Linked DNA regions of Homo sapiens: regions 1, 2 and 3 are each linked to region 4. Evidence: chromatin contacts called from ENCODE Hi-C or POLR2A ChIA-PET data. All regions are on one chromosome and are shown on one strand. The core of a region is the stretch at or near the end of the contact, and the rest is flanking DNA. Distances in the headings are between cores, read along the strand shown. Region 1 holds the start of BTRC (beta-transducin repeat containing E3 ubiquitin protein ligase). Region 2 holds the start of DNMBP (dynamin binding protein). Region 3 holds the start of CUTC (cutC copper transporter). Region 4 holds the start of NDUFB8 (NADH:ubiquinone oxidoreductase subunit B8).

What was found. Hi-C counts contacts between places; a loop is a spot of excess contacts on that map. ChIA-PET counts read pairs that join two places held with the same protein, here RNA polymerase II (POLR2A). Pooled maps may share reads with other maps.
Region 1: a loop to region 4 is called in a map of CD4-positive, alpha-beta T cell, with 5 times the contacts of the local background. The contact joins the promoter of BTRC here to the promoter of NDUFB8 in region 4. A Hi-C loop is called at or near these places in 5 of 168 maps with a recorded cell type or tissue (B cell, CD4-positive, alpha-beta T cell, CD8-positive, alpha-beta T cell and 1 more), 3 of 37 single-sample maps with no recorded cell type and 12 of 50 pooled maps. POLR2A ChIA-PET finds 5 or more read pairs at or near these places in 1 of 52 experiments (PC-9).
Region 2: a pooled map shows a loop between it and region 4 (5-fold over the local background). The contact joins the promoter of DNMBP here to the promoter of NDUFB8 in region 4. A Hi-C loop is called at or near these places in 2 of 168 maps with a recorded cell type or tissue (CD8-positive, alpha-beta T cell and gastrocnemius medialis) and 10 of 50 pooled maps. POLR2A ChIA-PET finds 5 or more read pairs at or near these places in 3 of 52 experiments (A549, B cell and CD8-positive, alpha-beta memory T cell).
Region 3: a map of CD4-positive, alpha-beta T cell shows a loop between it and region 4 (12-fold over the local background). The contact joins the promoter of CUTC here to the promoter of NDUFB8 in region 4. A Hi-C loop is called at or near these places in 5 of 168 maps with a recorded cell type or tissue (CD4-positive, alpha-beta T cell, CD4-positive, alpha-beta memory T cell, CD8-positive, alpha-beta T cell and 1 more), 2 of 37 single-sample maps with no recorded cell type and 15 of 50 pooled maps. POLR2A ChIA-PET finds 5 or more read pairs at or near these places in 3 of 52 experiments (Caco-2, activated B cell and activated T-cell).

What each region holds. Positions count from the first base shown.
Region 1 is chr10:101,352,814-101,355,513 of GRCh38, forward strand. BTRC (beta-transducin repeat containing E3 ubiquitin protein ligase) reads left to right here and starts at 1,352. Exons shown (of 15, transcript NM_033637.4): 1 at 1,352-1,415. The coding sequence starts at 1,368. RefSeq lists a silencer at 1,396-1,575.
Region 2 is chr10:100,008,688-100,011,387 of GRCh38, forward strand. It overlaps DNMBP (dynamin binding protein), which reads right to left and starts at 1,260. Exons shown (of 17, transcript NM_015221.4): 1 at 1,151-1,260. RefSeq lists a silencer at 1,033-1,552.
Region 3 is chr10:99,730,851-99,733,592 of GRCh38, forward strand. CUTC (cutC copper transporter) reads left to right here and starts at 1,384. Exons shown (of 9, transcript NM_015960.3): 1 at 1,384-1,559. The coding sequence starts at 1,499. COX15 (cytochrome c oxidase assembly factor COX15) reads right to left here and starts at 1,277. Exons shown (of 9, transcript NM_078470.6): 1 at 1,110-1,277. The coding sequence starts at 1,199. RefSeq lists an enhancer at 979-1,198.
Region 4 is chr10:100,528,541-100,531,291 of GRCh38, forward strand. NDUFB8 (NADH:ubiquinone oxidoreductase subunit B8) reads right to left here and starts at 1,331. Exons shown (of 5, transcript NM_005004.4): 1 at 1,227-1,331; 2 at 840-966. The coding sequence starts at 1,311. RefSeq lists enhancers at 26-195, 1,038-1,620, 1,754-1,803.

The sequences.
Region 1 (2,700 bases), core at 102-2,601, 820 kb after region 4:
TCAAGCAATTCTCATGCCTCAGCCTGCCGAGTAGCTTGAATTACAGGCGCGTGCCACCAGGCCCGACTAATTTTTGTATTTTTAGTAGAGACGGGGGTTTCTCCATGTTGGCCAGGCTCGTCTCGAACTCCTGACCTCAGGTGATCCACCCGCCTTAGCCTCCCACAGTGCTGGGATTACAAGCGTCAGTCACCGCGCCTGGCCCTAAATCACTTTTGTTGTTGTTGTTGTTGTTATACTGTTCTTTTTCATTGCTAAGTAATATTCCACTGTGCTACATATGGAATATGCTACAATTTGTTCATACAACCACCTGCTGAGGGGCATTTGGGTGTGTGTCAGTTTTTTAGGCTGTATAACCAATTATCACAAACATAGCAGCTTAAAACAACCTAAATCACTTTTAACCAAACCCTAGAGTTTTCTCCTCCTAAGGTAGACCCAATTTCCAAAATAAACCCATATTGTACCTTTTCAGGCCAAAGAAAATATTTATATGCTTTATTTGCTGGAGGCCATTATATTCCACCGTTGAAGGACTTTTGTTAAGTACCTGTTTGACCCTTAGTGCAGGGCTTACATCCCACAGTTAGCAATAGCAAGTTATGTGCTTTTTGAGCTCTAAACACTGAGAATTTCTTGAACCGAGTTCTATTCGGCCCTGACTTGCTGTGGGGGAGAAAAGATTCCTCGGGAGAAGTGTGGGTGGCGATGGCTTAGGAGGACCTTGAAATTCCGCATTTGTCTGTGAGCTGCTGCCAGGTGCCCATTGGCCCAGCTACTCTGGGTCGCAAACCTGCAGATGCCAGATACATGAAATTTGGGGACGTTCAGCTTCCTAAAACCACAGTTAGGCAGGTCCTAGGACCCGTGATTCTTGCCACAGTTTTTCTTAGTATTTGGGCTACAAGTGAGGCATTGGCCGCCATCTTGATATCAAATGCCAGGCAAGCCGCTACTGGCGTCGCTCGGTAACCACGGAGACACCCGTGCCCCTCCCGTTTCTCATCCTTAGAGGCTGTAAACTACAATTCCCATCAGCCGATTTCCTCTGCGTAATGGCAACTTATCTAAATCTGGCTTGTGGGCAACCGCAACGCTGCCGCAGTGAACTGTGGGAGTTGCGGTTCACGGCGTAGCCTCAGTTTTTTTCCTGGGGGAAGTTCCAGAACTACAAATCCCGTGAGCCAGTGGGCTTTCGCCTGCGCACGGAGAAGCCGATTCTCCTTGGCCCCTCAGCCTGCGCCTGAGAGGTAAGAGAGGGCGGGGGGAAGGAAGAGGAGGCGGGATCCGGGCGCTGCGTTGGCTGCGGCCTGGCACCAAAGGGGCGGCCCCGGCGGAGAGCGGACCCAGTGGCCTCGGCGATTATGGACCCGGCCGAGGCGGTGCTGCAAGAGAAGGCACTCAAGTTTATGGTGAGGAGACGGTGGAGGCCGGGGAACGGTGGAGGCGCTGGCGTTGGCGGCGTCGCTGGCCTGGGCCGCCCGCCCACTGCGGGACCGGGCAGCGGGACCCTGGGCCGAGGCTGGCGGCGGAGCGGCTGGAGGGATGGGATGGGAGCTCCAGAAAGGAGGCTGGGGGTTGCGGAGCGGACCCAGGGGTGGGGGCAGCGGCTCCGCCATCTTGTGGATGAGAGGCCAAGTGACAGCGGGAGCTTAATCGAGGAGGGGGCTCCAGGCGGCGCGCGGGGCCCTGGAGGGAAAGGGGCGTGGGGACTGTTACTGAAAAGCGGAGGAAGCTCTCTGGAGAAACGCCGTGAGGCCGCTGGCGGGGCCTTCCTGGTGTCAGGGTTACCGGTAAGGCCCGGGAGAGGAGGTGCATTCACGACTGGGGAAGGGAGCGCGGGATAGAGTGAAGACAGATACGGTGGGTAGAGGGGAACGGGCAGGGCTGGATGCAGATGGATTTAAGGGTGGAGGAGGGAACGCTAGGGCTGGTGAGAGGCTTATAGTTTTGTAGAATGAGGAGGGAGGATAGCCTTTGCCTTGAGGGTGGAATCCCAGCTTGGCCAAACTACTGTTGACAAACTCTGGAAGGGAAGAGGCCTCACTAAAGAAGATAAGGACTGGGAATGAGGACCTAGGGCTATAATGACAGTCCCTGGGAGGGGAAAAGGGTGTTGACTGTAAGCTAGAATTACAAATGTCAGGGAGGGGTACATAACGCTACTTTGAAAGGAGAAGCTAAATACTGTAATAAGGACAAGGTGATGAAAAGTAAGAGCAGATTGTCAGGGAAACATGGGTACAGGAGATTGGGGCAAAATGAGTATCTAATAGGGTAAGCAAAACAAAATTTAAAGGTAAATTGTGGGACGGTAAAATGTGGAGGCCAGGTGCTTTGTATCATTTTCTGGGAAAGGAAAGGCCGTGGAGATGAGAGTTGCAAAGACCCATAAGAAGTGATGAGATCAGTTGAGAAATTTAGGAGATAAAAAGGGTGGAGGTTGGTAGAGGGAAGTAAGTCAGGGATAAGTCAGGATTTGTGGTTACCCGTCAGTTTTAGGTTGAAGCACAGTGTGAGCAAAGATTGGATTTTGTGGGTGTGCTTAAACCCCTTGGAACATATTTCTTTAACTTTGTATCACGCTTTTCTTTTTGCTGTGCTTATCTTTGGCAAACTCGTATAGTCTGATATTTGATGCTTTTAATCTGATGCTTTTTGTATTTCCTAGGTGTAAAACCAGACTTTGTGGTTACA
Region 2 (2,700 bases), core at 10-2,509, 520 kb before region 4:
AGAAGAGGACCTTAGAGATCCTTTAATTCAATATTTTAGAGAAAAATGGGTAGAGGATAAACTAACTTGCTGATCACCGTGTCGGTATTCATGCTGTGAAAGTAATAAACGGAACACCAACTGAGAAATGATCCCCGAATGCTGTCAGGTACTTCAGTCTTGCAAAAACTACTACAGATTAATCAGTCCTGCTCATCCGTTTAACTCAGCTATGTAAACAAGCAGAGCTAGACTATGCTCAAACCCTAAATATTAGCGTTACCACTCGCCTGCCACATACTACAGCATCATTAGTTATGAAAGTGTTTTAATACAAGATCTTCATGTTTGTGTAAAAGAATTACTATAAAACAGACCTAAAGGCAAGTTACCCATATTCCAGAATAAGTGAGTGCCAAAAATATTCACCCTTCATTACAGTACAAATGAGACAGGCAGTAATAATGAGACTGCATTTAAAGTTGTTTTTGCACTTAAAATTTAAGTCTATACTCCTCATCTGCATCAGGCCCCGGCCTGTTTGGTAACCTCAATATTCCTTTACTAAAGTGACAGCATCACCACCCTTTGAGACACAGATGCCCGGTGGACATCTGTGCCTGCAGCAGGAACGCGGGTGTCCGCGGGTTTCTGCAAAACTCCACCATGACCAAAGCTGCATCTCCAGCTGAACAGGTCTAACCCTTGCTTCGGAAGCCATCTGTCCCTGTCTCCCTGACACAGAATCACGGCCTCCTATGCCGTAAGGCTCCGAACATCTGTAAAATCAGCGGGGTGGACTAACGCAGAATTCTTTTTCCAGCTCTCAAAATTCCGCCTCATTGCCGGAGTGGCAGGGCGGTGCAGAGAAAGAGCCCTGGGCTTGACACCGCTTGAAAAGCCCACGTTCGCATTGCTCTGACCACCCCTCCAACTCCCGGGGACTACAGGAGTGCGAGGGGGCCCGCTGCGCCCCACTGTCCCTCGCGGGCTCCTGGCCCACAGAGCGCAGCACAGCGCCGCCGCTGGGAAAGGGCCGATACAGGCCTAGCCGCGCGGCGCGGCGCGGCGCGTCTCTCGGGGTGCGGGTCCCCTCCGCCCGCGGCCCCGGACCGCGACCCCCGCTCCCCGCCCGGCCCCCGCCCGGCTCCGGCCTGGCCCGGCCTCTGACCTGCTTTCCGCCGCCCGGCGGTCCCTCGGCGCGGCAGGCAGTTGCAGCCGCCAGTCCCCAGCCCGCTGTCACCTCCGCCCCTGGAAGCGGCGGGCGGGTCGATCCCGTGTGAGTCAGCGCGCCGCCCCGCCTCCCGCTCAGGCTTCCGCCTCTGCCGGCGCGGTCCGCGCGGCCCCGGGGGCGCCAAGCTCCGCTGCCCGCGCGCCCACCTCTCCGGCGCCCGCCCCGCGCTCGCGCCCCCTGGCGGCCGGCCCGGCCCTGCTCGCCTCGCGACGTCAGAGGGGCGTCGCTCCCAGAACGGCCACCGGGGAAACTGAGGCACGGGGGCCCGCCCCCGCCGCAGCGCGCCGACACGGCTCGTCGGGCCTCGGCCTCACGCAGTCCTACGTGCAGCCCCGGCTGCGGACAAGTTCCTCCACTCTTGCTGTTCCCCCACTCCCGACACCACCCTCCAACCTAGAAAAAAGTCAAAATTCCATTCAGAGAAGTCCAAGTCGATTCCTGTCTGCGTGTGATGCTGTCCTCTTTGCTACCCCGAGGCAGTTTCCCTTATTATGCCACACAATACTCGCTGGGGTTCGCCTCTATCTGTCCCATTTTTTTCTGAGGAAAGTCTCTCAGGACATCTTTGAGAATTTGAGAGCAAGAAATGACAGAAGCAAGAACTGGGCAGGGCTGTCAGAACTCCTCCTCCGACTCAGTTTCTGAATCCCCGCAGTATTCCCGTTGTTTGTTTAAAGACCACGAAGTTACACAGCTTGGCTATGTTGCTGGAATTGCTGCGCCTCACGTTTCTGGAATCTACCTAGAGGATTCTGAAGAAGGCGGCGAGTCTATGACTGTGCATGCACAACAAAAATAAATATTTCACAAATCTCATCCCATGCTGTATATGTTTCTCCTTCCCTTTGCTTTTTAAAAACTTGTGGTTAAATATATATCACATGAAATTTACCATTTTAATCCTTTTTAAGTGTACAGTTCAGTGGCATTAAGTACATTGACATTGTTCTGCAACCATCACCACCATCCAGCTCCAGAACTTTTTCATCTTCCCAAACTGAAACTGTACCCATTAAACACTAACTCCTCATTCTCCAGCCCCTGGTAACCATCATTCTACTTTCTGTCTCTATGATTACTCTGGATACCTCATATAAGTGGGATCATACAATATTGTCCTTTTGTGAGTGGCTTCTTTCACCTAGCATAATGTCTTCAAGGCTCACCCATGTTGTAGCATGCGTTAGAATATCCTTCCTTTTGAAGGCTGAATAATACTCAATTGTACGTATATAACATCTTTGGTTTATCCCATCTTTCTGTGGACATTTGGGTTGTTTGTACCTTTAGGCTATGGTGAATAATGCTGCAATGAACATGGGTGTACAAATATCTGAGTCCCTACTTTCAATTCTTTTGGGTATATATCCAGAAGAATTGCTGGATCATGTGGTAATTCTGTGTTTAATTTTTTGAGAAGCCACCATACTGTTTTTTTTTCCTTTGCTTTTTGAAGCATGTTAACACTGTAAAGAGAACATTTTGTA
Region 3 (2,742 bases), core at 134-2,633, 800 kb before region 4:
AGTAGTTCGAGACCAGCCTGGGCAATGTAGCGAGACCCCCTATCTCTATTTTTTCAAAAATTAGGCACAGTGGCACACACTTGTAGTCTTAGCTACTTAAGTGACTGAGGTAAGAGGATGCTTGAGGCCAGGATTTCCAAGCTGGAGGCTGCAGTGAGTTATAATCATGCCACAGCACTCCAGCCTGGGTGACAAAGTAAAACGCTGTCTCTAAAAAAGAAATTTAGAGAAAAAGATTTTTTTTTAAAAAAAAGGTACACTTGGAAAGGCAGCTCCATTATAATCTTATGGGACCATGACTGTATCTGTGGCCTGTTGTTGACCAAAATGTTGTTATGCAGCACATCACTCTACCTTCAGGTTCATCTGTTTGTATCTCCCACTAAACTATGAGCTTTGGGGTGGCAGTGTCCGGTCAGTCTTGCTCTCTCCCTTCTGCTAGCTTTGTTTCTAACACTGTTCCTTTATATAATGAGACCATGATAAGGATTTCGCAAATGAATAAACTGACTTCCTCCAGGGCAGGAGTCTTGTAATATTTATCTTTCTTTTTCCAGTTCCTAATATATAATAACCACTCAATAATTACTAGTTAAGCAAATGCATGCCCTCTTCTTACTATATCCCTGTGAGTCCAAAGATCCATGCTCGGTTTCCTATTTCTGATTAACTGAGTCACCTTTAGAAAAGTAACTTTAAGCCTCAATTTCCTTCTCTGTAGGATGCAGTAATACTTCCTCATCTGACTACTTGGAACTTTTTAAGCAAAAATAAACTATATGGGTAAAAATTACTCAGCTTTTACCATGTGCTAAAGGCCTGATGTATATTAAAGAATGTAATCCTCATAACAAACCTTAAAGTAGGTATTGTTATCCCCATTTTACAGATAAGGAAACTGAAGAACAGAAAGTTTAATTAACTTGGCCAATACCACACAGCAGGTCAATGTTCCAGATCTGAACCTAGGGGCTCTGATCTGAACCTATGCGTTGTGAGTGCACTGTAAGGAGCTCCGGAAACGTGATGTGGGGCTCTACATTATCTTTATCCCGGCCCTTTCACTCCATCCCCGCTCCCGCGACTCGGAGTCCGCTGCAGTGCGGTACCTGTGCTCTAGGCGCTGCCCTAGGAGCCAGGAGCGGCAGATACTGCCTCCCCTTCAAGGCCCTCAACGGCGGAAAGAGCAATCGCTGCATACTGATGACAGGGAACAGCCACCTCTTCCACAACCCAGGGCTCTGTGGTCTCCCTCCTCCGCCAAGGAAAAGAGAAGCACTTCCGGGTCGGGCAGCGGGAGCCCCGCCTTCTCTGGGGACCGGAGCGAACAGAAGTGCGCCTGCGTTGCGACTCCGCTTTCGCGGGGGCTGCTGGGGCGTAGGTGTCGGGGACGCGCGCACGGGCGCGCGCAGCTGTTGACGCGCTTCTTAGCTGGTGCGCGCCGGAGCCCAAATTCCAAGTGGAAACTGCAGGCGCACGAGGGAGGAACGCGTGGAGCATGAAAAGGCAGGGGGCCTCCTCTGAGCGAAAACGAGCGCGGATACCGTCCGGGAAGGCCGGTGCGGAAGGTGGCGGGGGAGGGGACGGTCGGCCGAAGGCTCCCCGGGGCGGGCCGGCGGGAGTCGTAGTCAGTGGTGATTTCTTCTGGAGTCGTTTCCTCAGCTCCTTCCAGCCCCTTGGGCGGCACCTTCTATCTTTGAGGCGTTAAAGGTGTGGAAACGGAGGGCGTGACGAGGGGCAGGTAGCGAGAATGGCTCAGCTGTGGAGCCAAGGTTCGAGTCCCGGGGTCCCCTCATAACGGCCCTGCGACCTTGTGCAAGTTGGTTAACTTCAGCTTCACGTTTTTTCCGTCGCCACACGAGGATGCCAGTACCGCCCGCACCAGCAGCCAGTACTCCGCTGGGATAGTTAATTGTCGAGCGCGGAGCCCAGTTCCTAACCTGCAGTTACCTGTAGCTGCCACGGCGGGGACGGGGCTTGGTCCCCAAAGTCACGCAGCTACCAAGTGGCCGAGCTTGTGGCTGCTCCAAGACCCGAGTTCTTCCTGAGTGCCAGGGTAGCATGGCATGGCAGGTGCCAGAGAATTTGGCAAGTCCCTCTTCCTCCGTGAAGAGGAACCTTCCTAAAAGTTATCAAGAATCCTCAAAGATTTTTTCTTTATGTGGATTACATCTATCTATTTTGACTGTATTAGAAATTAAAACAAATTTTTTTTTGGGAGGCCGAGGGGGACAGATCATCTGAGCTCAGGAGTTCGAGACCAGCCTGGCCAGCATGGTGAAACCCCGTCTCTACTAAAAATACAAAAATTAGCTGGGCATGGTGGCAGGCGCCTGTAATACCAGTTACTCGGGAGGCTGAGGCAGGAGAATCACTTGAACCCGGGAGGCGGAGGTTGCAGTAAGCCGAGATCGCGCCACTGCACTCCACCCTGGGCGACAGAGCGAGACTCCGTCTCAAAAAAATAAAAATAAAATTAAAACAAAATTTTAAAATATTGATTAGAAAATAACCATAGTAAACCCATTACATATTGACATAATATTTTTTTGAAAAAGAAATATTCCTAAACAACAACAACAAAAAAAGCAAAAGAGTGGAAATATATTTTTGCAAGTTTCTTCAGTATATCTTAATGGAAGACAGCTGGATTCTCATGCCCGCTGCTTCATTCAGTCTAACATGTCAAGTAGCCTCTTGAAAACGCCTCTTCACGGAGGTTGCAGTAAGCCGAGATCGCGC
Region 4 (2,751 bases), core at 81-2,580:
GCATTCATCTCTGCGTCTCAAACACCTCATGGGACCTCTTGCTAAGCTGGGTTTTCCCCAACAAATCCAGGTTCATCTGACACTGGCTTCGAACAAGGCTGCTCTTGTCCACAACATAAGAAAAAACAGGAAATGATGACAACTAGACATATGCTACAGAAAATGAGTGTATAACAAGAAGAATAGAAGTTGCTGAAACCAAGATTGAAAGAGTGACATTAGGACAGGAAATAAAGGCGATGATAATCACTTCAGATAATTAACCATTGGGATGTTATGTGGGTATGGATACGGAAGAGTGTGGAAGGGATAGGATAACATCAACTGGAGTACGTAAGGGGGCTGGCTGTTTAATCTGCTTAATAGTTGCTACGATTTCCACAGCACTAACAGAAAAACATTTTTTTTAAAGAGACATACACACAAATATAGAGTACTCCGTTTACAAATAAGATTCTCATGACAGGAGTCCAGCTCCAGCCTGGTCACATGCCTGGATGACAGCACCTGAGCGCAGCAGATGCTCAATCTAAATGAAACTCGACGCTCTGGATAGAGCCAAGGAAGGCTCCTGCTATTCGGGGGTCCTCGAGGGAGCCATTAAAACCTCGGCTTCCTCATTTGAGGAAACAGCCTGAGCCAAGGAGAAAATTGAAGTCCTCTCAGCTGCAGCTGCTCACCCACCCCCCTCCCACCTCCCTCCACAGAGAAAAGCACCCACTCCATTGACTCTGAGGGGTCACGAGAAGGTTCGGGAAAAAGGGTCACAGTCAAGCCACCCAACCCAGCCGGCCTTCTCCCATCACTACTTGGGTGCGAGCATACCCTCTCTGTCTCACCCCATGCCATCATCCGGGTAAGGTTCGTAGTCTTCCACACGCATATTATACTTCTTGGCGGCGGCGGCCCGTTCTTCTGGGGTCCTAGGATAGGGCCCCGGGAACATGTCCTTGGTCATGTGGGAGGCTAGAACGCAGAAGAGAACAGGTCAGAAGCGAGCCCGCTCTCCAGCCGCTCCGAAGGCTTCAAGTCGCAGGGGCTGCAGAGGTCCGAGCCCGGGACTTCGCAGGATCAGTGCGATCCTCCACCCCATTTTCTGGATATATCAACGCCACCTCCACTCCCTACCCGGAGGCTGCCGCCGCGGCATCTACGATCCCCCCTCCCGATACACCAAATTTCAGGTACCCCCTTCCCACACTGAGGTCTCGCCCGTTCTCGCGGACCTGTCCGTGCGCCCAGCGGCATCACGTTCCGGGATGCCCTTTGCAGCCACTGGACTCCCAAGACCCCGGCCCTGGCCACCGCCATCTTCACCTTCTTCACGTTTCCCTTCTGCACATGCGCAAAGGCCTGTCACGGCGGCTGAGCCGGGCCAAACGTGACGGAGGAAGCCGGGAGTGAAGAAAAGCCGAAGGGTTCAACAGGGGCGGGGTTTAAATACGCAGTTGGGAAGCCAAGGGTTGGATAGAGGCTGGGAAGGATAAGCGGGAAGAAGGGAAAACCAGGCAGGTCTCTGACATTTCAGAATGTTGTGTCCTTTTTCTCCCTGAGCTGACTTAGACCCATCCAGGGATGATGGGAACTCGGAACCTGAGCAACTCAGGTAGACAGCTTAACCACCTCCCCCAGGAGCTGTACTAGTGAAATGAGCCTGTCTTACTCTCTTCTCTGGCTGCTTGCTTTCCTCTCCTTCACGGGCACTTCCTTCCATCCCCAAACATGATCATTCTTCAAATTCACCTGTTGGTCTTGCTTGTTGTTCTGTTCTCCAAATGGGTTGATCTTCACTTAGACGCCAGTGCAACACACAATTCGGCCCTGAATTGGCTCCTTAGTTTCAGTCCGTGTTTCCATCTGCATGTCTCAGTCACCTCAACCCAACAAATGTAAAATTAAACTTATCACCAGAGGCAGCTCTCCAGAGACAGCTTAAAGCCTCAGAGTTGGTAGGACTTGGATAAAACAAATTACAAACCGGCCCATAATGAACAAACTAACTCAACAGAAGAATTGGAGACATTATTATGTTTGCATATGAATGTTTTCACTTGGGATTTGAATAACTTACACATTATAAATATGCACGTATTTCCAGTGACTTTTCAGGTGACCACTGTTTTGGAGCAGAACCTATTATTATAAACATTCTCAAGTATATATCAGAGCAATAAAAATGCATATAAGCTGGGAGCTGTGGCTCACACCTGTAATCCCAACACTTTGGGAGGCCTAGGTTGGAGAATGGCTGGAGACCAGGAGTTTGAGACCAGCCTGGGTGACATAGTGAGACTTCGTCTCTTTTTTTTTAAGTTATAAAAAGTAAACAAATATGGATATATACTATTTAATATATAAATTTTGGGAAGGACTACACAGCAACTTGCTGTCTTGTAAATGACATCACTAGTTGATGTTCAGAATAATTGCACAACATCTGCATTCAACCAATAGCAAACCCTGATCCAATTTAGGTCAAGAAACAGAGTTGATCTAATTTATTTATTTTTATTAAGATATTATTCACATACCATAAATTCACCCTTTTAGGCCGGGTGCGGTGGCTCACGCCTGTAATCCCAGCACTTTGGGAGGCTGAGGTGGGAAGATTACTTGAGGTTAGGAGTTCAAGACCAGCCTGGCCAACACAGCAAAAACCCATCTCTACTAAAAATACAAAAATAGCTGGGCATGGTGGTGTACACTTGTAATCCCAGCTACTCAGGAGGCTGAGGCAAGAGAATCACTTGA